Regions from separate parts of the Mus musculus genome. Here region 2 is linked to region 1. A link is a loop called in an ENCODE intact Hi-C map of the cell type or tissue named here. Cell type or tissue: gastrocnemius. All regions are shown on one strand. Links, peaks and the distances in the headings refer to the core of each region. The heading gives the core; the rest is flanking DNA.

What was found. A loop is a pair of places that touch in the nucleus more often than their neighbours do. Peaks named below come from ENCODE experiments on the same cell type or tissue, not always from the same donor. Only the 100,000 strongest peaks of a DNase experiment are listed, where the experiment ranks them.
Region 2: a loop joins it to region 1, with 2.4 times the contacts of the local background. A loop is called at or near these places in 2 of 42 quality-filtered maps.

Annotation. Positions count from the first base shown.
Region 1 is chr11:23,887,104-23,898,733 of GRCm38, forward strand. Papolg (poly(A) polymerase gamma) reads right to left here and starts at 8,167. Exons shown (of 22, transcript NM_172555.2): 1 at 7,919-8,167; 2 at 4,640-4,801; 3 at 3,126-3,192. The coding sequence starts at 7,935. It overlaps Gm12061 (a long non-coding RNA gene), which reads left to right and starts at 7,149. Exons shown (of 4, transcript XR_872317.3): 1 at 7,149-7,342; 2 at 7,660-7,757. In gastrocnemius, for the core only: no CTCF peak of the experiment used is centred there; DNase peaks (open chromatin) are centred at 5,103, 7,646, 7,879 and 8,198; H3K4me3 peaks cover 1,787 bases; H3K27ac peaks cover 1,185 bases.
Region 2 is chr11:23,672,920-23,684,549 of GRCm38, forward strand. Pus10 (pseudouridylate synthase 10) reads left to right here. Exons shown (of 18, transcript NM_028304.3): 4 at 319-405. Among named protein-coding and RNA genes, the nearest start is that of Pus10, 13 kb to the left of the region's middle. In gastrocnemius, for the core only: a CTCF peak has its summit at 6,492 (motif pointing right); DNase peaks (open chromatin) are centred at 5,860 and 6,484.

The DNA of each region.
Region 1 (11,630 bases), core at 1,514-9,513:
TAAACTGTAAAGTTATTTTACACTACATTTACTTGTTGTGTGTAAGTGGGTATAGTGTGTGTGTTCTTGTGTGAGTAATGAAGGTCAGAGGTCAAGTCAAGTGTCTTTGTTGATCACTCTTCACTTGTTCCTTTTTTTGGACAGGATCTCTCACTGACCCTGTAGCTGAGGTTAAGGAGTATGGTGCCATAATCTATCAACCTACCTACCTACCTACCTACCTACCTACCTACCTACCTACCTACCTATTCTATCTGTCTACCTACCTATCTAGCTATTTTCTTTGTTTGCTTTTATTTGAGATAAGGTTCTCTGTATCCTGGCTATCCTCAGTAGCTTTATAGACCAGGCCAACCTTGAAATTATAGAGCTTCACCTACTTCTGCCTCCTGAGTCCTGGGACTGACGGCATGCACACCATACCCAGCCTTACCTATTTATTTTTAATCAGGTTCTGGGGATTTGAATTCAGGCCCTTATGCTAGTGTGGCAATCACTCTATCAACCGAGCTCTCTTTCTAGAGATACCTTTCTAATATATAACTCTCAGCTTGTCAACCATACTTAAACTGGTCAGAGGTGAGAACTGGATCTGCTACTCTTCTTTTATCTCCCCAGCCACAGTTCTGGTGACTAACCTGAAGAAAATGACCTGCACAACAAGACACAGTCACTCCTCTGGTTAATGCATAGTAATGTTTCAAGAATCTCAAAATTTTAGCTAGGAAGGAGCCAATAAAATTATTAAGACTCACATTAATAAAAAAGATAAATAAGCCAGACCATTAAAAAAATATCACTTTACTTTCTATGTTGAAAAAAAAAATCCTTGCTGGGTGTGATAGTGGTGAATGCTTTTAATCCTATCACTTGAAAGGGTATCAGTCAGAGGCAGATGTCTGTGAGTTTATGGCCAGCATGGTCTACAATAGAGAGTTCTGTAACAGAGTGACATAGTGAGACCCTGCCTTAAAAAAAAAAAGAAAGGGGCTGGTGAGATGGCTCAGTGGTTAAGAGCACCCGACTGCTCTTCTGAAGGTCCAGAGTTCAAATCCCAGCAACCACATGGTGGCTTACAACCATCTGTAACAAGATCTGACTCCCTCTTCTGGAGTGTCTGAAGACAGCTACAGTGTACTTACATATAATAATAAATAAATTTAAAAAAAAAAAAGAAAAAGAAAAAGAAAGTATGATTCCTACATCTTTTATAAGAAGTGGTATTATAGGATACATTATTTTTTATACAACTACAGAATTGAAGATAATTTTATCTGTGAAAAATACTAGAGTATCTCAACAACTATCAAATGATCTTTGACTTAGCTTAAACCCTTTAGTTATCTATTTCCCAAATTAGAATATTTATAAATGACAGTATAATATCGATACAGTAGCTGGTTACTTTATCTACTTGATAGCTGTTATAGTTGAATTTTTGATTACCTCCAGAATCTACTGTATCCAACAACCTTAGCTACTGATATAACCCTTCCTGACAAATCTGAAATGAGCCAGATACCCTTTTGGCAACAAAAGTAAATAACATAAAGACTAAATTAAATTTAATGACTAAAGTCTAAGTCTTTAGTGTCTCATTACCTTATTCTAAGTCAAAAGAACCAACCTTACAAATTCATTGTAACTAAAAAGAGAATTCTAACTGAAAATTCTAACAGAAAATACTGAGATACTTACTTTAAACTGAGCACTGTTAAGGGAAAAGATGAGACTACTGTATGAACAAACAAAACTGCTTACTGCTTAAACTGTAAGATTTAGGGCCACTTGGTGAATGGACAAATAAATGGATGGTTCACTATGAGTAGTGTTTCGTCAAGGTTCCATGCTAACAGGCTTGGTTCTAGGATGGCAGTATGGACTGTAAGAGGCTAGGTGGCTGGGACTAGGATGTGGAGGATCTTAGGTCACAGAGGCGTGTCCTCAAAGGGGGTGCTGCTGGATTCACTGGTTATTTCCTAGGTGGAGTGTGACACTTGCTCTGACCCTCACTCCACTCCTGTCACAGCGCTCTGTTGCCCCTGCCTCCCACTACCACCCCAGCTTGGAGCTGTCTGAACTTGGACCTGAACCTCCAATGCTGTTTGCTAGCTTAATCTTTTCTTCCTAAGTAGTCCATCTCAGGAATCAGTTATAGGGATAAGAAGCTGACTAATAAAAAGTTTTACCACCTAGTTGAACATGCCCAACCTCATCCTAGTACACTCAGTAAAATACTCATGCAACAACAAAGAAAACTCATAATCCAAAACCCTCTAAAAAGGCAGAAACTAAGAGAGTTCCATAATTATGAACTAGGACTTGCAAACTATGTCTGAGTAGTAAGTGCAACTAAGAGATTTCCACACAGGAAACATAGGTAAATGGCAGTCACCATGACATAGAAAACAGATCCTGGGGGCCATGAGGCGCTGGAGAACAGGAACCCGATCTCATCCAAGCCTCTTCGTATTGTACTCAAAAACAAGCCCAGTGCTGTCAGATGGAATACATTGTAAATCTAAAGTCTGGCTTCTTAAGTAAAATCTCCTGAACCTGGAAACTCTGGTCTAGTACATAGGAGTCAAATTAGACATTTTTATAGACTTGTCACTACAATTGGCTATCTCTGGGTTAGAACCTCATTTACTTAGAAATCCAGTTGTCTGGATCACTCTATTCCCAAGTATGCCAGAGAGCCTGTTTTTGTTATTACTGATGTTCAATTTGGAAGCCAGTAGTTAACCTATTGTAAACCAAAATGGAGAGCTACAAAATTATAATACCTATTTAAAATGAAATGTTTCTATAAAGATTTGATATAATTGTTAAGATATGATAGTCAAAATTAATGGATTGAACTTGTATTTCATTTGCCCACAACCTGGCACACACTACTATTCTGCAAAAAGACAAAGGAAAAGAAAACTGCCCTTTGCAAGCAAGGCAAAAAGCATCCTTCTAAAGATACAAAAGTAGACAGTCATATACCATATAAGGTTATATTATTTAGAAATGCGGGGTCTTTTTTTAAAGTATTTCAGATAACTTGACTCTTACATATCATTGCTAGGATGATACTGAAATAAAAACAGTGAATGAATTCTATGCAGTTTCAATCTTACCTTACTTTCACTGATGTCAGAAATCCATTCTTTTACTAAATTGTTCAATTTACCAAGAACAACCAGCCTATAATAAAAGATGAGAACTTTAAACTTTTAAACAACATTAAAGAAATAAACACACAGGTAGAAACTTGATGTTGATGCTCTGTTAAATTCATATCATATATATGTTCATGCTATCACATCTGTTGATACCTCATACATCTAAAAGATCTAAGAGTGCCAGACATGATAAATGTGATAATAGATTGGTCTTTGAATTGTCTTCAAATATTAAAAAATCTAATATAAATCACTAAGTTACCTTCAATCAGGCTACAGAGGCAAACTGAATTGTCAAGTCCGCTTTACAACAGAATTACATCAACTCATTGTGATACTAGAGACTAGATTCTCTCTCACTGGTACTCTCACTGGTACTGGGGTTATATATAATTAAAATAGGTAAGTTAATTACTGGCTAATTTTTATGAAATAGTACTTAACTAATGCAGTTTGATATTATTAAACTTAAAACCAATGGCATAAACACATTAAAAAAGAACAATAGAGAGAGAGATGCGTTTAGGCATCCTATAAACGAGAAACTATCTCCTGATTCTTCCAAACTTGCCTGTCTCAGTCTTCCCCAGAAAATGGAATTCCATTCAGTAAGATGCAGGTACTGAAAATCTTGGACTCCTCTTTGGAAACTGCTTCTATTTGTCCTAAAAGAACCCTACCTTTAACACATCTAGACTACACTATTATTTCCACTGCCATCCTCAGGTTTCAGGTATCATTACTTCCAACCTGGGCTGTTATAATGACCTTTTAATTCCTTCCGCTCTTGTCCTCTGACCCCTCTTCCCTTCTACACTATTCCCAACACAATGACCAGAATAACTGCTAAAACACGAGTCAGATCATGCCAATCTCCTTCTCAAAACCCTAATGAGTTCAATTTCCACAATCTTATAGTGCCTTACAAGGTGCCCTTGTCCTAAGCTTCTTCCTACCCCTCAAATATACCAACTACACACTCACCCTAGACTTTCTGCCCAGAGCACACTTCCTTCAAACATACACATGCCCCCTTCCTTTCAATGAGGTCTTCTCTAAAGACTTCTACCCTCAGGCGGGGCATGGTGGCCCACGCCTTTAATCCCAGCACTTGGGAGGCAGAGGCAGGCAGATTTCTGAGTTCGAGGCCAGCCTGGTCTACAAAGTGAGTTCCAGGACAGCCAGGGCTACACAGAGAAACCCTGTCTCGAAAAACCAAAAAAAAAAAAAAAAAAGACTTCTACCCTCAAACTTATTTTTCCCACTAGTACTCAGTCATGCTTAACATTGTACTTATTTGACAGTTAAGTCTTCTTTTTTAATCCATATTAAAATTTTAAGTTCCAAGAGAACTAAGATTTTCCTTTTTGGGGAGCATTTTTATGGCAGTGATCACTGGGTATTCAATATGTATGAGTTAATGATTAAATAGTAGACTGTAAAAGTATTTTATAGTTTCAATGATATACCTGTGGTTCAATTCTTCCTCATCTTCAAATACTCCAAATGGCTTCATGGCATCAATTAACTTCTGTGTATAAATATGATCAATTTCTTTAGGACATGCCAAACTAATTGGAGAGGTAATTCCATAATGCTTCTGTTGACGCTGGCTGTCCAGCATAGTGTTTCTGTTCAAGAAAAAGAAATGATGAAAAAATTTTAAGTCTCATTTCATATGGACACATTGAACCTCTTAAGTTATTTGAGCCACTTAAAAGTTTGAGGAACATTACCAAGGAAGTCATTTTTAAAAAGAGAAAGAAAAAGAAAAGGAAAGGCGGGTATTCTGTCTTTATGAAGTGTTTTTCATACAGCTTCCAGCTTCCATGGTCAGGATGTCTTTTCAAGCCCAAAGCAGTATGTGTTGGAATCAAGACAATTGTATCAACACCACTCAGTTCAACTGCAAAGACCCTGAATGGGCTTTATGCCAGGGCTCCCTCTACTATTCCCTGCAGGCTGAGTCAAATACTATCTAGGTTATAGAATCTTTGAAAAGAAGTCAAACACTTGAAAGACACTGTTAGTAAAACAATGGTCTTCCTATAAGTAAGGGAACAAAACATCCATCAAATGGTCCTCAGAACATGATCTAGCCTTAAAAAGAAACCTCAACCAGTCCCTGGAGAAACTTACATTCACAAACATCTTTTCCTGGAACCTGAGTTTACATTTCTAACACTTTGTGACTGTACTTAGTATTCTTCATTTTAGATTGGAACTCATATCATTTTCACACTGAATAATTATCAAATTCTTTACATTAAACAGCAAATTTTGAAGGGCTCAAATGACCCTTAATTGCCCTTAACTAGTATAAAATTACAATCTTCAATAAAGCACCACAGAATTCTGACTACATCTATAACTAAAAGATATGGGGTACATTTTGTTGCAAAAGAAAAAATGAGTATATACTCTCAACCTAACCACCTTTCTTCATATTTGCATAAAGAACTATTCATAACAGTAAGAATATAATCTCAAAAGGCAGTCTTTTAATGAGTAAATTAGCTCTTTAAAAAAAAAATAACAGAGGAAGAAAGGAGGGAGGTTAAATGGGACAGACATAGGCCCATGCCTCTATTCCCTTCATTCAGAAGGCTGAAGTAGAAGAATCTACATTCAAAGCCTGAGCTACATAGCAATACCTTCTCACCAAAGAAAGGTATAACTGGACACTAGGACTTCTTTCTTTCTTCTTGAAACAGGGTCTTACTATATAACTCTGTCTTGGAACTTACCAGACTTGAACTCAGAGATCAGCCTGCCTCTGCCTCATGGGGTTTGGATTAAAGGTCTGTGTTATGCCTGGCTCTATAATTAATTCTAAGCACAGTAGGGCAACTGTGATAAATACTAATTAATTACAGTATACATATTTATATAAGTAATCAGTAAATGTGATGGACAAGCCAATTGCTTTAAACTAGTCACTGTACAAATTATGTGCAAGTTTATCAATTTAAAATGTAAACACCACAAAAATACAACTGTAGTTAATTCTTTTTGCATTTTAAATGCTTAAAAATTGCCTTGAGGTTGGAGATGTACCTCAGTGACAGACTGTTTCATGTGTAGTGCCCTGAGTTCCATCTCTGAACCAAAAACCGAACTAACAAAACAGCAGTGACTTGTAAGTCCACAAACTAAAACATGTTTTTCAGCTGGAGGTTTTACAGGATGGGGAGAAAGAAAGGACAATAGAGAAGATAAGATAGCTTAGCCAGGTTTGGTGGCACAAGTCAAGTGGTAGAGGCAGAAGCAAGCTCATGGCCATGTGAAACCTCATCTCAACAAACAGCCTATATACCTTTGAAATGACTTAATGAAATATAAGGGAGTATTTTAAAAAACCCAACTCTAATTTCTCTCCCATTTTTATCTTGCTGTAGAACAAACAAAACTTCAATTAATTATTTCAAGTTCTATCTATCTATCTGTCTGTCTGTCTGTCTGTCTATGAGAGATAAGGTTGTCTGAGCAAGATTAGTGTGTGATTAATACATGGCACAGACAGATTTTCATAAAATCAAACCAAACAGGAACTCTAAGAAGTAGGTCTCAAAAAGTGTTATGAATTTCACTTACAAGGAAAAAAAAAAAAAACCTTACAGAAATGTTACTGAAGGTACAAAGATAGGTAAATAGAATTCTCACTGACATTCTATAAAAAACTTTTAAATAGCTCAAAATAGTCACTAAAAGTACTACACTGGGCTATGTTTATAAACGGAATACATTAGTTAATAAAAAATAACTAATAATGAAAATATTAACATAGCAAAAGGTCAGAGAGATCATGTTCTAAAGAACCAGTCTACAGAGTAGTAACTGATAATAAATACCCTATAAACAGTTTAAAACAGGTACACAGTTTTTATGGATACAGGGATAGGTACTATCAACATTAAAAATGCAGTAACAAGAAACACCAAACTCAGTGCTCTGGGGCCTTGGAAGAGCGTCGTGAATGCAATCAGAGAAAGGATAGGCGAGTCTTCAGATGTATTGGAATGCTCGACTTCTTTTCAAGAAAGAAAGGTTAAAGAGCTAAGAACACACCCCATGTTAGTCTTAGGGAAAAATGGGTGGTGGCTACACAAATGGTGTTTTGTATTTCTGTGCATTTTTCTGTACGTTGAAATTATTTCCGGATAAAGTGAAAGGTAAGAAATTCTAATAAATTCTTGACAAGTACAGAAACTGCTTCCGACTTATCAAAGTGTGAGCAGGGGATAGATACAGCCCGGTAGATATTGTGGGTCGGTGGGAAGGAACGGGGTAGAGGGTTTAGCCTTTCTCATGGAGCAACCGCAAACCTAGGGGCTCCGCTAGGTCAGTCCCTCTCCGAAAGACCTGAAAGATAGCGGGTCCGGCCGGGAGGAGGGGAGGCAGGGGGATGGTATTTGCGCCAATGCAGACAGAATAGACGGGCTCAGACACGGCTGGGGCAGGAGAGTGACCGACCGTTTTTTCTCCTCAGCCACACGCGCCTTTCCCCCTCATCCTGGTCTGGGGGCGTCCTCAGAGGCGGGCGGCGGGGGGCTGACGGCGACTCCCGAATCCCCGCCGGGCGGCCAGGTGAGTCCCGGGTAGGGGAGATGCCCTTGCGGAGTGGAGGGCAGCGGAAAGCAGAGGTCCCGGCCGGCTGCGCAGGGTGCCAGGCGCAGGGGCTGGAAGCCGGGGCTGCCCACCTCAGCGCACCTCTCTCCACCTCGCCCTCAACCGCCGCCCCCACTTACGCAGACATCTCTTTCATCGCTTCCTGCGTCTCTCTCCAGCGAGTGTCTTTCGCTTTGGGGTCCTGTTCTTGCCCTCTCTTCCTTCCTCTGTCCAATTCCCTTCGCTCGCTTGTAGCTCGCTCACTTCCCCACTCTCTACAGCCGAGGCATTCAACCGAGTAGTGAAAACACCACAAAACCGGCTCTATTTATGACAATACAGCGCGGCCACCGCCAATATGGCGCTACTTCCCAGGCTGCCTCTCGCCTTCCGCGGCTCCGCCCTGCAGCCCTGGGCCCGCCCTCGGGCACACCCCCACCCAGCCTTGAGTTCCCGGGACCCGCCCACCTCAGCGGACTTGCAGCAAAAGCATCTGTCAGAGTGTCAGGTCTCCCTGGTCTGTGGGATTGTCAATTCAGGCAAACCTCTGGGAAGGTTATTTGTCAATTTCCCCTTGTTTCTGCAATAAAAGCATCTAGAAAAAAAACCACCGCTTTCCCTAACACCATTTTAACTCTTCCGTTATCCCACATCTTAAAGTCATAGACTTAATAAGTACACATTGAGAAGATTTTTGTCACCGAGGGTCACACCCAAGAAGGTGCGACTTTAACACAACCAATCCAGGGAAGAAAGCTTATAAATAAATCAGCTTAACTTGTATTCTTTTCCCTCGGAGTACCACCTCCAAGTCCCAATTTATGACTTTGTGGCATTTAGCTGAGATGTTGAACATAATTGCTACTAGTTAGCCGTAAGATAAACCCAAGGATTTCCACCGCTCTGCCCCCAAACCTCACATTTTCAAATAGTGAAAATCATGTTCTGTGTGATTATGACGGTGAAAATGAGGGAGAAAATGACCAATGTTTAAATGTTAAAGGATAAAAGTAATTTCAAACCCTGTCTTTTTCTCCCAAGAGTCAAGCACGGTTGTTTGGGGAATGAGACTCAGTCACGGGAAAGGAGGTTACTTTCTGAATTATTCATTTATTCACTCAAAGTATTTATTGAAAATCTGGTCTGTCAGTTTGTTTATGCTCCATGTTTGATGCATAAAAGCAGGTCTGTGGTTTGACCTGAGCAAGTTCAGAGTTTTCCCATCAAAAGGTGGAGAAAAACTTCAAATATGAGTGATATTCTGCTGCTGCAGAAGTATGTATTACACACTGTAGGAACTAGATTCGTATCCTCAAGAGTTTATTGCGAGTGGATGAGAAAATATATATATACACTATTTAAATACAGATGGGGTCCAGTTGTCATTGGGGGACCAAAAGAGGACCATCTAAACATGGAGGAAAGTCACTAATAGCTTCCTAAAAGAGAGGATTCTGTATATTAGCAGGATTTGGGAGTACAGATTTTGGTAGGTTATGAGAAGACAAAATGGAGCTCAGGAGGTCGCTAGACTGGGATTTGATTCGAAGCAGACCCACCTTTGTTATTTGCTAGCTTTGTGACTTCTAGAACTTTAAAATAAAGTTTACGTTAACCTTGAACTTTTTCTTTAAGAAAAAAATGTAAAGTACACTTACTTTAGCCTGCAGGGAGTCAGAGGATGACTTCTAGAGTCTGTTCTGTTCTCCCTTTTCACCATTTCAGTCGCTGGGATCAAAATTGATTCCTCAGACTTGGCAGCAAACAGCTTTATCCACTGAGCCTTATTCACAGTCCCAATTTTAAACGTTAAAAATACTTTGATATGCGTATCTAATAAGAACACTTTGCTACACAACCATAATATTACTGTGCTCAGGCACCGTTGCCCTAGTATCAGGAGGAGGAGTGACACCCCAGCCTTGCAATTCTTAAAAGCCTCTTAGCTTACTTTCGCTCAACTTCGTTCTTCATTGTGAATTTTGGAGGACGCTTTACAGCATCTTCTGCCTTCATCCAGTCTATTGTCTCCTCAAAGAGGAAAGATTGCCTTCTGTGGTTCAGTTTTATTCACTCAGCACTGAATTTTAGCATACGTCTCTGGTTTCTAATGTAAAGTTCTTGTTGCTGGTAGAGTTGTAGTCAATTTTCCAGATCCACCAGCTATATCTTCAGATTCAACCAACCTTGTATTTTAATTATTCAAGATAAAATTCTATCCACACTGAAGATGTACATATCTTTTTCTTGTGATTCTCAAAACTACTTTTTTTTTTTAAAGACACGTCTTACTCTGTAGCTCAGAACTCAGTATGTAAACCAGACTGACCTTGAACTCACAGAGATGTGTCTGTCTTTGCTTTCTAAGTTTTTTTTTGGCATTACTCTCTATTTACATAGCATTTTAAATTGCATTAAGCTTTATAATTAATCTATAGATAGTTTAAAGTATGTGAGATGATGTTTGTAGGTTATATGCAAATATGGTGCCATTTTATAGAGGGAACTTGAACACCTCTTAGTGTTAGTGTTGGAACCAGTAAGAGGCTCTCAGACTAGCTCCTTAATACCAAGGGATGGCTGTATTCACACAATTTGCCACTTTTTAAAACGTCAAGTTGGTCCAGAGGAAGGAGGACAGGAGTCTATTTACTTTCCTGAACCTAGGATATATGAAACTAGGAACATAATTTGAACAATTGAAGAGCCTATCATGTTTTGCCTTTTATAATTATTTTTACCTTCATTTATGTGTATCCATGTGTGTCTGTGTGAGGATATATGCACGTGCAGGAGCCCATGGAGGCCAGCAGAGAACATAGGACACCCTGAAGTTTCAGGGGGATGTGAACTGCCTGATGTAGAAGCTAGGAATTCCTCTCTGATCAGTCCATGCTTTAAAACACTGAGCCATCTCTCTCTAGCCCACATTAATTAAAAAAAATACATCTATAGAAAATAATGCAAATATGAAAAATTAAATGAAAAATTATTTATTATTTGTGGGTGTCCATGTGTTGTGGTAAGAAGATACCTTTTGTCTCCTGCCAACTTTGTATGGATTCCAGGAATAGAACTCAAGTCAAACACTTTTACCTGTTATGTCATCTTGGCAGCCCTCAAAAGTCTGTTGTTTAAAAGATTTCCAATGTCAAACCTCTGGGTTTTCCTGGTCTGTTATTATGTGGTAAGGCTCAAGGCATCTCTGAATAATATTTTTTAATTAAAAAAAAACTTGCTAGCATTTAGGCATAATGGTGCATGCCTATAATTCCAGCACTTAGGAGGAAGAGGCAGGAGGACCAGGAGTTCTATATCTTCCTTGTTTCCATTGTATTTAAGGCTAGATCAGAATACATGAAACTTTTTAAAGGAAAACAAAACAAAAACAAAAACAAAAACCAACAAAACAAAACAAAACCTTGTTTCATTATCAGAGGCTTTGTTCTGTATGTTGAGATGTGAGATGCACCAAACCAAGCAAGGTAGCAATCATTTCCCCCAGAACTCAGGGGATTAACATAAACTCAGAGGACAGGGAGGTAGAAGTCTTGCTTCTTCCCAAATGGAAGTCAAGATTTCTTATGGGATTCACCTGTTTCTGAAACTGTTTCATAATAGACACTGGCTGTGCAGCCTGGGCTCCACAATTCTAAGCAAACTCACTACCTCTGATCAACTTCTTTCTCAGCAGGCCAGAAAGCTAGGTACAGGACACAGCACTTGGTTTACAATCATGTTAATTTTGCTTTTTGTTTGTCTTTAGCAGTTGGAGATTAATGAGTAAAAAAGGATTTAAAATATCAACCAGCTTTTTTCTGAACACTTGACTGCATTGTCTATGGCAGTTTC
Region 2 (11,630 bases), core at 2,537-10,536, 210 kb before region 1:
ATACTGCAAAATTAATAAAAACACCTACCGTGTTGACCTGAAACTGCCAGTTGTGCAGGGTCAGAGTCAACAAATATTTAATCTCATGATGTTTATGACAAGCTCACTACTCAGATGTGGAAGTTTTTTAGTTACCTTTGTTTTGGGCAGAGCTAGAGATGGTCTGGTACATGCTAGGCCAGTGCAGACCCACTGAGCCTCAGCCCTAGCTCTGAACTGAATGCTGGGAAGCTGTGCAGTGTCCTGGGAGAGATTTTATTATTAGAGTCACATTTTCAGGAATTCTTGGGAGTTTACCTATCTGTAATACTCTTTTAGGTGTGCCAAAAGGTTGAAGCCTCTGGGTTTGAATTCACCAGCGTGGTTTTATCTGTCTCCTTTCCACCGCAGCTGTCTGTAAGAGAGGTAAGGTCATTTGCCCACTTCAGAGCACGTGTAAAATGTAAGCTAGGAGTTTCTAATTTCTAAAACACACCAAACAAAAATGGGAATGTAAACTTGGTACAGAGGCTCCCACTTTTAACCTCAGTACTGGGTGTGGAAGCGGGGTGGCAAGGAATTTGAGGCCATCCTGGGAATATTGCTGCAGTGTTGCATGATGGGACATGAGCAAGAGTGGCTAGACATGCCTCGGATTCATTGCACAGGTGGTTTTGAATTAATTTTGGTTGTTGCACATTCAGAAACCTTTTATCATTATTAGTTTTTTCTCGTGACCCCTCTACCTTCTGCTATGTGATACCAGGTGTGGTTGTCACCCACAGTCTAAAAGGCTACATATACAAAAATCACATTGAGCTAAAAGGACATAATTTGAGAACTTTTTATTTGAAGTGTCTTCTCCTAGATACTGGTTCCTAAACTTTTAGCATGTAAAAGGTTTATTCATAGGTAGGTAAGGTGGCTCCTGCCTGTAATTCCATTATCCAGAAGCTGGGGCAGGAGGATTGCCAGGTATTTGAGCCTAGCCTGAAGTTTCCCAAGCACCATCCCAAAGATTTGTATGTATTTGGTCAGGTAGGGCTTAGGAATTTGCATTCTAAACAGCAAACTCACCAGTGCCATTGTTACAAAGACTGCATGTTGAGGAATTAATACTCTTAAGGGTTTTTGGGGTTTTTTTTTACATTTTTATTTTGTTTTAGTTGTGTGTATATATATCCGTGTGTGTGTGTGTGTGTGTGTGTGTGTGTGTGTGTGTGTGTGTGTGTGTGTGTACCTGTGTAGAAGTCAGGACAACTTGCAGTAACTGGTTCTGTCTTTCTGCCATGTGGGCCTGAGGCATTGAACTCAGTCATCATTCTTGGCAACAGGTTCCTGTACCTGCTAAACCATCCTGCCTGCTCAAAATGAAGAATTAAAAAATATATCCATTCTTGCAAGTGGGGAGAAGGGCTGTAAACTTTGGACAGGTGAATTTCAAACAATGCAAAAAAAACTGGCATAAGCATCTGCCTAAGAGGTATGTTATAAGTTTTAGGAAGTTCAGGGAAAGCAAATTTAGTTCAAACCAAATTATTATAACCAATAAAAGGAAGTTTAGAGAAAAATCCCCATAAAGGATTGGGGGGCATGGTCCTTACGGTGGTAGTGTATCCCTTTAATCTCAGTACTTGGGAGGCAGAGGCAGGAGGATCTCTGTTAGTTTGAGGCCAGCCTGATCTACAGAGCGAGTCTAGGACAGCCAGGGCCACACAGAGAAACTCTGTCTTGAAACCTTCTCTCCCCTGCCCCCCAAATTGGGAAGCCGATATGATGATTCACAGTTATAAGTTCAGCACTTGGGAAACTAGACAGGATGGTTGCTGTGAGGTCAGCCTGGACTATATAGGAAAAACCTGTCTCATTAAATAGTTTTAAAAGAGTAAAAATGAGGAATTCGGTCTATGCCAAAGACAAGAGGATCCTGAATTCATCTTAAGTTAGAGAGAGGGCATCGGAGGAGGAATGTGCATTTAAAAATTTTCATTTTGAAAAGCTTAAAGTATTGTAATGAGTGGCCCGATGAACTCCTTGTTAAGTGTTGCCCAGATTGAACAATCAAGTTTTATTTCACAAACTTAAGATCAGTTACAAAAAATATAAGCCAAAATAGAGTCATATTAGTACAAATATAAGAGGGAGGCTCAGCTCTGTTAGAATTGCAACAAAAAAACTAGACCCTACAGTGAACTACTAAGAGAGTAAAGAATTGCTAAGGGACAGGAAACAAATGAAGCAGGAGACAGGCCTTCTTGGAATGATGCACACTGATGATAGATGGAGAGAAAGGTGGGTTCTGAACGTCTTGCTTTGCTTTTGGCCTTTCTGTCAGGGAAAATGTGATCGTTCTCAAAAACAAACAAACAAACAAACACGTAGAACAGTCATTCTGAGAAGAGTGAAAGTTCTGGCTCCACAAAGTGACGCTTTCCTAAATGGGCTCAGTCCTCTGGGTTCGTGAATAGTTATATTTCAGACTGAACTCGTGTATCATCTACATAGCATCTTTTGTAAACAACAGAGGCTGGCGCCTTCAGGCAGAACCAAAATGCATTTTGGTAATCTTCCCTCCTTCCCTTCAAAAGCATCTCATGTTAGACATATGAGCAGAAGGTTGCCTCCATACGAATCCCCATAGATTTGGCCATGTCACAGTCTGAGACCCCATGATGTGGGGGAGATGTAGGAGAAAGAGGGACTAGAATATCATATTGTATACCCTACTATGCCTCCTGCTGCTCTCTCTTTTTCTTGTACAAAGTCACCCAGTTCAAAGGGAGATGTGTTGGCTTTGAAGTGACATGAAATTGACTCTTTGAAAGCAATAGTAGGTATGGAATAGGACATAATTATGTTTGGGTTCCTGCTACCCACCTTGAAGAATATTTACTGGCAATTACTAAAAATAAAATAAAATAAATCATTTCATGAAACTAAAAAAAAATTATATTTCAAGATAGAGTTAAAACAGCCTGCACCTGCTCATTATCCTCAGGGATGTTAAAAGGCAGCATATTTTCCAAGCGATTGGAGACAAAGTGCGCCTTTCCCAAAAGTAAGTAAGTTAATTCTGAAAATTAGCAGCTGGCAAGCTCAGCCGCAAAGCACAGTGAGATTCTGGACCAGGAGCTCCAGGGTGAGCCGTGGGCACTAAGCTCGAGGAAGGACAAGTTTGCTGCGAGCAGAGTATGTCTGAAGCATGGAGTGAGCTGGTAGAGCTTGGCAGTGCCTCGCAGCCCCCTGCATGGCCAGTCTCTCAAAATGCTTTCCTGAAAGTGGCCGGAACATGGCAGGGCCTAACTACAACTGACTGGATTGTGCTGGACTGTCTGTATCCGAAAAGAGTGAATGGATGACTAATCCCAAGCTGGACAGTGTTCAGCCTCGTGAAACTCCATTGAGGGAAGACGTTAGAATAGATGCTGCATCTTCACTTTCTGTCTTCCCAAATCCTAGTCTCCAAAAGTAGGACACAGAGGTCCTTTGATGGGCACCTGCACATTGAACACACCATCACTGAACTGCAGGGAGGCTCCTGATGTGCTTCAGGGCTCTCTCCTCTCTCTTCTGTCCATAGTTTATGCTAGTGAAGATGTATGTGAACCTCACTAGGGGCTACATGACACAGGGTTGAGAGTGCAGCAGGCATGTTGGCTATTGCAGTTAATTCACAGTAGAGCTTATGAACAAGAGCAGTCTAAAAGGACGAATAAACATGAGCTAATGAGAATAAACATGAGTTTAAGAATAAGTTAATAAGAATAAACATGAGTTTTTATGCCTGAGTTTAAAAAGCAGTTGCCAAGTAAAGGAATGACGTAATGTATTTGCAGAGATGCCTCTGGAGTGGTAGTTAGAGTTGCTTAAAGAGACAGTAAGCCAATTGGATAACGGGGTCAGATACAGGGTGGCTAATGTTTGGCTTTCGGCCCACCTGGATGAAAAGGTGACAGTTGTCTTCCATTAGTGCTCCTGTTCTTGGAATGCCATGCTTACGTGGAGGTTTGTGCATTAGAAGGAACAAAGACAAGTTAGTTTATGTTCAGAAGGTAGGCTCAAGATGGATATAATTCTCATCCCAAAGAATTTACCAGAATGGATATATTTTTTGACACAGATTAAACCAAGGACAGAAAGCCACCAAGCTGAGGTACATGAAAGAAAGATCATCTTCTTTTTCCATTTATTTATTTATTGATTCATTCATTCACTCACTCACTCACTTACTTTACATCCCACTCACTGCCCCCTCCCCCTGCTGATCCCCTCCATCCCACAATCCTCCCCTCCCTGCACCCCTTCTCTTCTGAGAGGATAGTATTCCTCCTGAGTATCCCCCCACCCTGGCACGTCAAATCTCTGCAGGGCTTCTTTCCCACTGAGGCCACACAAGGCAGCCCAGCCAGAAAAACATTGCACAGACAGGCAACAGCTTTTGGGATAGTCCCACTCCAGTTGTTCAGTACCCATATGAAGACCAAGCTACATGTCTGCTCTATATGTGCAAGTTGCCTAGGTCCAGCCCATATAGCTCTTTGGTTGGTGGTTCAGACTCAGAGAGCCCCAAGGGTCCATCCCTGTCAGTTGACTGTTGGTCCTCCTGTGGAGTTCCTATCCCCTTTGGGACCCCAATCCTTCCTCCTGATTCTTCCATAAGAGTCTCCAAGCTCCATCCACTATTTGGTTGTAGGTGTCTGCATCTGTTTGAATCAGCTGCTGGGTAGAGCCTCTCAGAGGACAGCCATGCTAAGCTCCTGTCTGCAAACATAACAGAGTATCATTAATAGTGTCAGGGATTGGTGATTGCCCCTAGAATGAGTCTCTAGTTGGGTCAGTTATTAGTTGGCCATTCCCAAAGTCTCTGCTATATCCCCCGTCCCTGCATTTCTTAAAGACAGGATAAATTTGGGGTTAGTGGGTTGGTGTCCCTATCCCTCCATTGAGGTTCCTACCCAGCTACAGGAGGTGGCCTCTTCAGGTTCCATTCCACCAATTCTGTGAGTCACAGCTAAGGTCACCCCCATTGATTCTTGGGAGCCTCCCTTATCCCAGGTCTTTGTCACATCCTGGAGATGACCCCCGCCTCCATCATTTGCAGATTTCCATTTATTCTCATGGCCTTTTGGCCACTCCCCACCCCACATGTTCCTCCCTGTACTTGATCCCATTCCCTTCCTCATCCCCTCTCCCTCCCAGACCCTTCCCTCCATCTGCCTATTGTGACTATTTTATTTCCTCTTCTAAGTGAGATTCAAGCATCCTCCCTTGGTAGATGATCTTCTTAAAGCCCAGCAGGGAGTTAAGAAGCCCTTCTATTTTAATGCTGTTGCATTACTTCACATGGGAGTCTACATCCTTTCACTTCAGATAAAGAAGACAATGACAAATTCATGATTCCAGTCTGTGAGCTTGGTAAGCCTGGAAGTTTATTGGGTTTATTGTAAGCGACTCAGGCAGCAATGTTCCTGAAAAGCCACCTCCACAAACAGGATGACCTGTGAGAGGTGCTTCATACAATACCAGTACAGCCTGTGCCCAGCTTCTTTGCCTAAGAGCCTCTTGTCTTCCTGGCTTGTGTGCTCTTCATCCAATCTCTGGTGGGGAACCTCATTAGTCTTGTAACTTTTATGAGCTTCCTGGAGTCCTGTGAAGTTACTGTTTCTTTTAAAATATTTGTGTGCGAGTGTCCGTGTCCGTGTCCGTGTCCGTGTCCGTGTGTGTGTGTGTGTGTGTGTGTGTGTGTGATGCGTCCCAGTGTGCCTGTGGAGGTCAGAGGACAGCTTACAGTAGTTCGTTCTTTCCTTAGAATATGTGAGTACTGGAGATCAGCTGTCTGGCCTGGCCCCAAATCCCTTCAGCTGCTGAGATGTTTGCCAGCCCTCCTGTAGTTCCAGGAGCTTCATGAGTGTCCTACCCCTTTATGAGAGGATACTTTTCAACCCAGAGGAAATGGCTACACAGCATGCTTCCCTTTCTGCTGACTTTTACACTCTCCTGCCCCTTCTGCTGTGATGTTCCTGGGACTTTGGAGGGGAGGGGCAATGTAAGTGTTTGGTTACAATCTTCTGTGTCTGGCTGAGCCTTGGGTACTATACCACACAATAGACACTTATTCTCAGAAATTTAACTGGTGAGTTTATGCAGTAACCCTCTCCCATTGCAAAGGGAACATTTCCTCCCATTAGTGAAGCTGAGAGCAGCAGTCTGGGCATAGACACAAATGTTTGGAAATCAGTTTGAGAGACACATATCTGTTTAATGAAACAGTGACAGCTCCCCATTGTAGCCTGTGACCTCCTCAGTCATGACTGTGTGTCCTGGGCCTGCGGCACTGTTCGGGTTCCTTCCTGTGATGTGATCCAGGTGGACTCTGCTGCCACAGCCACTGCTCTGCTCTCAGGAGTGGCTTCTGTAAAGCCACTGTGTGACAAGGATTATCAAGGATGCCCCAGACCAAATTGGGAAGTCTTGCTCATTCTTTGAGGTTTATCTTGTATCAGCTGAGTCCAGCAGAGGGCGATATTGTACCATCAGTTTAGTTCATTTCCATCTTATGGCTAGTATATGATGACCCCTTTGTTCACCCTAGTGACCTTAAATGAGTTATATTGCATCATAAATGTTACTCTGATCATATGAAGCACCCTGTTTCTCAATGTTCAGTATGATATGGAGTTTTGTTTGTCAGATCAAAATATATTTCTTTCTTTTCTTTTCTTTTTTTTTTTTTTTTCCCTGAAACAGGGTTTCTCTGTACAGCCCTGGCTGTCCTGGAACTCACTTTGTAGACCAGGCTGGCCTTGAACTCAGAAATCTGCCTGCCTCTGCCTCCCTAGTGCTGAGATTAAAGGCGTGCGCCACCACACCTGGCTCAAAATATATTTTTTGTTTCCATGCTTTGCATTAAATAGTCTGAATTAGGTAAGAATAAAATTACCAATTCTGCAGCAGCACTTTTTCTTTAATTTAAGAAATTATATTTTAAAAAAATTTCATAAATTAATATTTTAAATGTTTTTTTTTTTTTTTTTTTTTTTTAATTTGTGGTCTTACCAATTTGGATCCGTTGATCTCATTTAGGATCTGAAGAAAATAATGAATTCCTTTGTCCTAAGCAAGCACAGACTCACTTGGCATGGTGTAATTCTTGTAATCCAGCACTCAGGAGGCTTAGAGGATCGTGAGTTCAAGGCTATGCAGGCTATGCAGTGATACCCTATATTAAAGCAAGTGAAGAACAGGAGAGCTAGAAGCACATACTCAAAGTTTGCATGCATTTACAGATCCTTGGCTTTATCTGAATTGTATTCTTAGGTAAAGTCTCCCTCTCTGCTAATGTCCTTACTTCTTCTAAGCGATTGTGGTTTCTGTTGTGTTTAGTTCTCAGATCAACTGCAACTATAGAGAGCCACTTGTTTAAGATAGTAATGTGTGTGTAGGCCTGAGCTGGCTGTCTTCTGATTCAGCGGTTAGATTTTCTCCTTTCTCTTTATTTTCCATGCTTTTTCAACTTAAAATTTGTATGGCAGACACCCCTCCTAGATATACAACACACTAAAGATCTCCTTTGTTCTGCTGTGCTTTCTGAACTTAGAAAGGCAGGTTTAAAGTTTGCCTTAGCGTGTGCAGGAACCAGAGGTCAACTTGGAATTCTTCTGGAGCTTGAGACAGATCTCTCACTGACCTGGGCTTGCCAATATGACTAAGCTGGCTGGCTAGGCAGAGCTCCAGGAACCTACTTGTCACCACTGTAAGTTAACAGGCCTGGCTTTTTTGCATGAGTACTGGGGATCAAACTCACGTCTTCATGCTTTTGGTGGCAAGCGTTTTTGCTGACAGGCACTTCCTCGGCCTTGCGGGCAGCGGCTGGCTATGTGTGATGTGCAGTTGCACACAGCCTGTGAGTGCACTCCAGAGGAGGGTTTTGAGTGTCTTACCATTAACTCCCTGCCCTATAGCTTTGAGACAGCCTCTCATTGAATCTGAAGCTAGATAACAACCAGCAAGCACCAACAAGCCTCCTGTCTCCCCCCTCTCCTCAGGACTGGGGCTACCCATTCATATGCAGCACAGTTGGCCTCCTAATTAGGAGCCTGGGATTTGAACTCTTTTTTCCTGCTTGAACAGCAAGTGCTCTTGCCCACTGGACCATCTTTCCAGTCCCCAGGCTACAACTTTAAAAACCTTCATAGCACACAAGTATGTTTATGCAGCCATCCAAATCCATCTTTCTGTAAGATGTGACTCCAAGAGGTTTCCAGCATATGCAATTTTGCACTTTTAAGAGACATGGAAAAGCCAGTGAGGTGACTCATCAAGTTAACACGAGTCCCCAAGTCCAAAGCTCCGAGCTCAGTTCCTTGGACCCACATGGTGGAAAAGAGAGAACCAGTGCTCACAAATTGTCTTCTGACCTCAGCATGCACACCATGGCATGCACAATGCCCATGCACACACAAATAAGAGTCATGGACTCATAGGGCTTGAAGACACCTTCCTAGTCACGTAGAACAGGGCTCCCTAGCTTTTCCTGGCATTGAATTTAAAGGATGATAGTTATGTGTACATTGTTGTGATTTATCACAGCCCTGGAGAGAACACCTCTCCAGGTGCAAACCCGTTCTTACCTTTTGAGAATGACTGCAAGAAAGTCTGTGAGTTCCTGACCTTAGCACATAAAAAGTGACCTTCGATGGTCACTCTTTAAATGATTTGAAAATTCTCAGTGTTCCTGTGTATGTGTGTGTTCTGTATTGGGGGAGGGAGCCCATGCCACAGTGTGTGGAGGTCTGAGGACAACTGTAACATCAGTTTTCTCCTGCCTTTATATAGGCTCCAGGGATCCATCCCACTTTGCCAGGCTTGCACAGTAAACGTTTACCCTCCAAGCCATCTGCCAATTGTTTTAAAATTCGTATGACATACATTTATTTATTTATTCATCATGTATGAGTGTACATGTGTGCATGACATAGTGCATATGTACTGGTCAGAAGGCAACTTCTGGGAGTTGGCTCTCTCCTACCATGTGGGCCCTGGGGATTGAATTCTGGCCATTATGTTTAGAGACAAGTGCCTGTACCTGTTGAACTTTTTCAGTGGCCCTCTTCAAGTTTAATGTAGCCCTAGTGTGTGCATCGGCAAAAAGGTAAGTTTTTTCCATCCTTAAGGATGGTGACCACTTGCCTAGCCATCACATCTTCATTTGAAAAAGAAAGCCCTGAGCTCATAGAGATCAAATGACGTCCCATCTTATGTTTATGGGAATTTGAATGTGTTTTCCTGCTCTTTTCATAACACTTTGTAAAGCCATGTTATCTCTTCAACCTGTAAATTTTGTGTATTTGACTTTACCTGATCATTTTAGTTACAGAATAACTTTCTTAACTACTCACATTGTTTTTATAATTCATGTTAAGTATACAGAGCCCTAGGCTTCACTAGGGTGTTTTCTTACACATGTATTATACTTTGTACTAATTCCAGCAGTGGTTAAGTAGGGCCGGACCACCATGGAAATGTACTGTATATTGGATCCAGGAATGCAGTTGAAAGCATAGTCAAGCATGTGCTTTAAATGATTAAAGACATATATTTATTTTCTAGCTTGCCTTTTTTACTGGCCTGCCTCCAGCTGGTATAGGTGGAGAAAGAGCAAGAAGGAAGAGGTTGGTTGCTATGGTTTTTCACTGTGTGAATGTATGCATAGGCTGCATTAAAAACAGTGAAGTCTCCTGTTTTGATTTGCATGTTTCTATACCTGTGATTCATCACACAGCATCTTTAGAACTTATAGTTGGAATCAGCGGTGTATAGAATTTAAAGGAAAGCATGAAGAAGCAAATCCCTTAAACGTGTCTCTGTTGGAGGTACCACATTAGCACACGGCCACTTGCCAGCTGTGGAGAGCCTTATGATATGGTTTTCGGGTACATTAACTTTTAGGACTGTAGCCTCGTGCACTAAGTTTCAGAAAAAAAGGAACTTCTAATTTAGGCTCTTCCTATTTCTGATTTGAATGACAGAAATGTCATGTCAACCATCTTTTATTTTTTTTTAATTTTGTTTTGAATAATATCGCTTTGCTTTAGATTTAGTAATTCTGTCACAATTGTATCTGAGTCATACATAGTGACAGTAAAGCATAGGTCACATAGAACACAGCTACATGAGTACTATGTTTTTTAGGAGATAAACTATGTCTTTTTAGCAAGATAAACTTATGAATGTAAGGCACTGCTGTTTATTGAGTATTTGTATAGGCAATCTCACTCAGACATCACAGCGCTCAAAGAAGGCTGGGCTTTTGTCTTCATTTTTCTGTGATGAAATTGAAACTGAAGATTGCATTACTGATGAATAGTAGAGTTAGGATTTGAACTCTGAACTCTGAACTAGCCTATCCCAAAGAGAATGCTTGTAATTGCCACTTGCCATACTGCCCACGCTGTGATTTGGTAAGATTTTAAACACGGGTTGTTTCTAGGGCAGATGCACCTCCTTTGGTACTTTCTCCAAAAACTGTGATATCTTTAAAGTTAGAGAAAGAATCCTTAGCTCTCTGTCTGTTTTTAAACAAAACAAGGGCTCTTGTAATATCTTAACAAGAGAAATAATTTAAAGATGTGGGAGATGGCTCAGTCAATAAAGTGCTTGCCCCTCAAGTTTGTGGCCCTGAGTTCGATCCCCATGGCCATGTAAAAAGATCTCTGGTACCCAAACGCCAAGCCAGGAGCACTGGATAAAGTGAGCTTGTCATATCAGCACTGGGGAGGTGGAGGAGACAAGAGGGTTTCCAGAGCCTGCTGGCCAGTCAGCTTAGTCTAATTACCGAGTCCCAGGTCTCAACTAGAGAGTGTGTCTCAAAGGAACAAGTGGGAAGCTTCTGAGGAGCAGTGCCCAGGCTGACCCCTGGCATCCACATGTGCCTGCTATGGTGCCTATGGACGTCATAGGGACTGGAGTCACAACTGGAGTTGTGAGCTGCCACTGGGAATTGAACACAGGTCCTCTGGAAGACCAGCCATATACACCTGACCACTGAACTATCTCTCCAGTCCCTTTCTCACATCTTAAAGATCTTTATTTATTTGTTTGGCTTGATGCACGGTCTTACTGTGTAGCCCTTGCTGGCCTAGAACTCAGAGATATTCCTGTCTCGCTACCTGTTGTGTGTTGGGATTAAAGGCCTGTGCCACCATGACTGGCCCTATTCTTACTTTGTTAATCATGCATATGTGCACACAAGTGTGGGTTTCTGTAGAGGCTGGAGGTCGGATCCCCTGAAGCTGGAGTTACAAGCAGCTTTAACTTGCCTGAGGTGGGATTGAGTGCTCTGCACAGTTAGTCCACCCCCTTAGGCAATGAGCCCTCTCATTTTCTCCCATTTTAAGTGATTGCCTTATAGAAAGAAAACAGGGATTACTTGGTGGGAACTGACTGGTTGGATCTGCTGTGGAATAGAATGTTTTCTTCTAGTTTTGAATAAGTGCTCGTTGTCCCTGCAGTAGCAGCTTCCTGCACTGTCCTTTGGGTGTGTGAGGAGATTGCTGTTAGGATTAGCATTTGGAGCTTGATCTAAGCCTCACATAAAACAGCCATAATGCCCTGTATGCCATGCCTTTTGCTTAACATAATTTATGAGACTT